Regions from separate parts of the Homo sapiens genome. Here region 1 is linked to region 2. Evidence: read pairs that join two places in POLR2A ChIA-PET (ENCODE). Cell type or tissue: GM12878. All regions are shown on one strand.

Region 1 (2,500 bases), 59 kb before region 2:
TGTTTTTCTTGTTTTCTGATTAAAATATGTGAAATGCTTATCATAAATCATCTGGGAACAGGAAAATAGAGACTTAAAAGTGACCTATATCATAGATAAGTGCTAACACTTTGATGTACTTTTTCTTAGTCTTTTAAAGGGCATGTTTATAATATTGAACATCATTACTGCTTTGTATTCAGGTTTTTGCACCTAAGTTAAGTCATATGCCTTTCCTGTGTCATTAAATATGTTTTTGAAGCATATTTAATGCTAGCATGAAATTACACTCTATGGTCATAGTATGTTTGTCCAGTTATTGGACATTCAGGTTGGTACCCAACTGGCCCACTGGTAGCCAATGCTGCAGTTGCTACTGGGGCCCAGGCCACCCCTGCTGCTGTGCCTCCAGATGAGACTGGAAAGGGCTCCTGCCCCATCAGTGTTCACACTCCTACACATCAAAGTAAAAAGCTCTTTCTTGGTTTCTTTCTGCATCTCTGATCTTATGACATTTCATTAAGCTCATTCTATCAAAAGAATACAAACCTTCTCTCTGAGAACTGGTGAAACTTCCAAAAGCCAATAAAAACAAACTGGTTTGGAAAAGGAGAGAAAGCCTGGGCTGAAAAAAGGCTACAAGGGTGACAACTGAGGCACTGTCTCAATAAGGACACTGTGCAGAAACTTGATGTGTTCAGGCTAAATTTATGCCAGAGCCCACAGTGGGCCACTTCACACCTGTGGCTGTTATTAAAGAAGAAAAATAACAAATGTTGGCATGGATGTGGAGAAATCGGAACCCTCATAGATACCAGTTGCTGGTGGGAATGTAAAACGGTATGGTTGCTGTGAACACATGGAGTGGTTTCTCAAAAAGTTAAACATAGAATTACCATATGAACAACCAGTTTTACTCATAGGCATATACCCAAAAGAGCTGAAAGCACGGACTTGTACACATACTTATACATCAATGTTCATAACAGCATTATTCACAGTAGCCAAAAGGTGCAAACAAACCAAACACGTGTCAACGAGTGAATGGATCAGCAAAATGTGAAATATACAATGGAATATTATTCAGCCTTAGAAAGGAAGTTCTGACACACGCTATGACATGGATGAACCTTGAGGACAATATGCAAAGTGAAATATGCCAGTCATAACAGGACAAATGCTGTATGCCTCCACTTATATGAGGTCCCTGGAGTACTCAAATGCATAGAGACAGAAAGTAGAATGCTGGTTGCCAGAGGCTGGAGGGAGGAGGAAGTGGGGAGTGAGAGTTTAATCATTACTGAGTTTCATTTTTTCAAGATGAAAAAGAGTTCTGGAGATGGATGATGAAGACAGTTTTACAACAACGTGAATGTCCTTAACGCCACTGAATGGTACATTAAAAATAGTTAAGATGGTACATTTTATGTTATGTATACTTTATGTTATGTATATTTTATATATAATAAAAAGACAAGAACAACACAGTGGGTTGCACAGCAGCAGGGGTGGAGCCAGAGGCTGGAATCTATTAGAAAAGTGAAAGACTGAAAAAAAAGTCAAGGTTGACTGAAGTCCCAGGACAGGGATTATGCCCATCTTGTTAGTATCATATCCTCCAATCTAGACTAGCACCTGACATCTAGCTCAAGGTTTAGTGAATAAATGAACTAAGCTGGAAAAGATAAGCACAAGCTCAGGGGGCAAAGTAAGTCCACTGTGCCAGTTATTATGTTATCCCTCAATAAGCAGCTGTCTATGCTCAGCTGTGTGATGCTCGAGCTAAGGCTCTGCAAACATGTCTGCTATGCCACTGGCTCTCTCTTAGGTTTTGCTAACAGGGGGCTCAAGAGAGAAGGCTGGAGGAGGAGGAAAGGGAACACACTCCTTTCTGCTTGCTCCCTATGGGATCCATGTCTGCTTGTGATCCTGTGATTCTCATCTTAACGATCTTCCTCCAGCCATGCTTCTTCACCCTCGCAGCTGGAAGTCCTTCCGTAGCAGCAGCTGAGGCCACTTTGCAGTTGTTCCAGCACAGGCAGCACCAGCATCATCAGATTGCACTTCAGAGATCCCAGCACTTTCTTGCTGCCAGGAAGGTGCCCCTTCCTCAGAAGCCTGGATCCCAGCAAAAATGGTGTCTCCTCTAGATTTACTAGTTTTAATAATGCAAATCCTTCCCTCTGTGCCCTCAGTCCTAGGAAATCTGTTCCTGTGATGCTACTTTGGGGTGCTTTAGTTTTCCTCTTGGCCTTTCAATTTAGTTAACAAAATACATAAATACATAGATAAAATTACTCATGCTCAACAATTGTCAACATTCCATAGTTCCTTTTTATTTAACTCCACTCCTGTCTTGTTGTTGTTATTCGTAGTTATTGCTGCTGAAGAATTTTAAAGCCAATCCCAGATGGTGTGTCTCCCATAAATATCTTTGTGTGTGTCTTTGGAGGTTATTCTTGAGCTAAGAAGGGGATTTTCTCTTAAATCAAGTGACTATTGAAGGTCATGCCCTTAAATC
Region 2 (2,500 bases):
GGGTTATTTTCTCATGTCCTTGAGTCATCTTGACTCTAGGAGACACCTCTTAACATGTTCCTGCTGAAAAAGCTGAGCTGAGGAGTCATACCCCGAGGGTATCACCCTAAGATTGGGCACCTGAGTACCCCAGCCTGCTCTTCAGGTCTGTAGCTGCTTAGTGGCTATCAGACCTTCCAAGTCTCCATGCTTTTGAAGGCCTATGTGTGCGGTTTGGTTTCTTGGCAGGGGGGTTTGATGGGTTCCCAGACCTAGGAGTTCTTGGCGCCTCGTCTTCCAGTGACCCCACCAGGGCTGCTCTTTCTCCTCCATTGCTGAAACTAGTTCAGGGTTGGGGAGGAGGGCACGTGGGGGGGCCTGGTGGTTGGTTTTGTGCTGAGTCATTGCCTTGGTGCACTGTGGAAGGAAGCTCTGGGAGGTGGACGGCTCCTTCTGTGAGGGAGTGCTTCTGTCGTCAAGGGAGTACTGCATAGGGTGAATAACACAGTTATGTAGATATATATGGTGGTCTTACCCCCAGGGCCTCCACAACTCCTGGATGGGCCTAGCCTAAGCAATTCTGATTTAACTTATTGCCCCTCCTTTTAGCAATACTGTTGAGTTAAATAACAGTTTTTGCATTGAAAATAAAAAAATTTTATTTTTGTAGAGATGGGATCTTGGTATGTTGCCCAGGCTGGCCTGAAACTGCTGGCTTCAAGTGATCCTCTGGCCTTCGCCTCCCAAAGTGCTGGGATACAGGCACGAGCCACTGGCCAGGTCTTTATTTTTTGCATTTTGCAAGGACATTTTAAGTCACTTTCTTCCTTTTCTGTTTTTACTCCTGCTGAGGAGATGATCCCCATTTTACAAAATGGACAAAACATTCTCCCCAGGGAAGGGAAGAGTAGACATTTGAGAATAATTGTTTTCACAGAACCGGGAAACCACCTATTTTGTCCCAAGTATACTGATTGATGCATTAGCAATAACTCACTATCTGCTTTGCCAGAGGTTTGAACAATGAGTGTTAATGCTTGGTGTAGTGAATTTTGTGTGATTTCGAATCTGATAGCTGACTCATTGCACAGCTCTGTCTTGCGAGTTCAGATCTGAACTGTAGCTCTAAGAGGTAAAAGCAGAAGTGGAGCTGCCTTTCATGCCATAGCTAGTTTTTTAATAAAATAGAGTTAAAAAATCCTTTGGCTTTTCAGCATTTTGGTGTGATTGGAAAGGCTATTACTATCTTATATTCAGCATGAGTCTTGAGCAATTACTGATTAATATGATTTGGCTGTGTCTCCACCCAAATCTCAGCTTGTAGTTCCCATAATCCCCATGTGTTGTGGGAGGGACCTGGTGGGAGGCAATTGAATCATGGGGGCGGTTACCCTTATGCTGTTCTCGTGGTCATGAGTGAGTTCTCACGAGATCTGATGGTTTTATAAGGGGCTTTTTCCCCTTTTGCTCCGCACTTCTCCTTGCTGAAAAAGAATGTGTTTGCTTCCCCTTCTGTCACGATTGTAAGTTTCTTGAGGCCTCCCTAGCCATGCTTAACTATGAGTCAATTAAACCTCTTTCCTTTATAAATTACCCAGTCTTGAGTATGTCTTTATTAGCAGTGTGAGAACAGACTAATACACTGATCTGAGTTGATATTCTTAAATTAATGGTAAGATATTTCTTTTTTTTTTTTCTTTGGAGACAGAGTCTCGCACTGTTGACCGAGCTGGAGTGCAGTGGCACGATCTCGGCTCACTGCAACCTCCGTCTCCCAGGTTGAAGCAGTTCTCCTGCCTCACCCTCCTAGGTAGCTGTAATTATAGGCGTGTGCCACCACGCCCAGCTAATTTTTGTATTTTTAGTAGAGATGGGGTTTCATTATGTTGGCCAGGCTGGTCTTGAACGCCTGACCTCGTGATCCACCCACCTCGGCCTCCCAAAGTGCTGGGATTACAGACGTGAGCCACCATGCCCAGCCAGATACTTCTATTTTGATAATCTTTGAGTCCTGAGGTAGCTTCAGAATGGATTGAACCACAGACAGATGGTGTTAGTAGTTTCTGCCCTGGCTTCTTTGCAACTTAACATACTTGACTTTTTAGTGTTTTTGGCTAAGGAAAGTGTATTTTCTAGTTTGTGGCAGTTTTAAGCAAATGTGGCTTGAATAAAACTAGAGAGAAGTTTAATTTTTGATAAATCAGTGACATTGACAAGTTGTTTTTCTTCCTTTCCAGTTATACATGGGAAGCTGTTGATACCAAAAATAATGTACTTTATAAAATCAACATCTGTGGAAGTGTGGATATTGTCCAGTGCGGGCCATCAAGTGCTGTTTGTATGCACGACTTGAAGACACGCACTTATCATTCAGTGGGTAAGTAGAACTACCTGAAATTACTGGATTGGCAATATGATTCCCCAATTTTGCAAAAATGACTGTGTATAGCTATACGTATATAGCGATACAAAAATTTTGAATGTTTAGAAATCATAAGTGTTTATAATACATAATACACAT

The links. Peaks named below come from ENCODE experiments on the same cell type or tissue, not always from the same donor. Only the 100,000 strongest peaks of a DNase experiment are listed, where the experiment ranks them.
Region 1: POLR2A ChIA-PET joins it to region 2 with 12 read pairs; 4 of 35 experiments call an interaction of 5 or more read pairs at or near these places.

What each region holds. Positions count from the first base shown.
Region 1 is chr6:159,930,178-159,932,677 of GRCh38, forward strand. No RefSeq gene overlaps it. Among named protein-coding and RNA genes, the nearest start is that of IGF2R, 38 kb to the right of the region's middle. RefSeq lists enhancers at 1,327-1,406, 1,667-1,836. In GM12878, no CTCF peak of the experiment used is centred here; a DNase peak (open chromatin) is centred at 1,114; H3K27ac peaks cover 1,113 bases.
Region 2 is chr6:159,988,968-159,991,467 of GRCh38, forward strand. It overlaps IGF2R (insulin like growth factor 2 receptor), which reads left to right. Exons shown (of 48, transcript NM_000876.4): 2 at 2,217-2,356. Among named protein-coding and RNA genes, the nearest start is that of AIRN, 17 kb to the right of the region's middle. In GM12878, no CTCF peak of the experiment used is centred here; a DNase peak (open chromatin) is centred at 1,032; H3K27ac peaks cover 1,666 bases.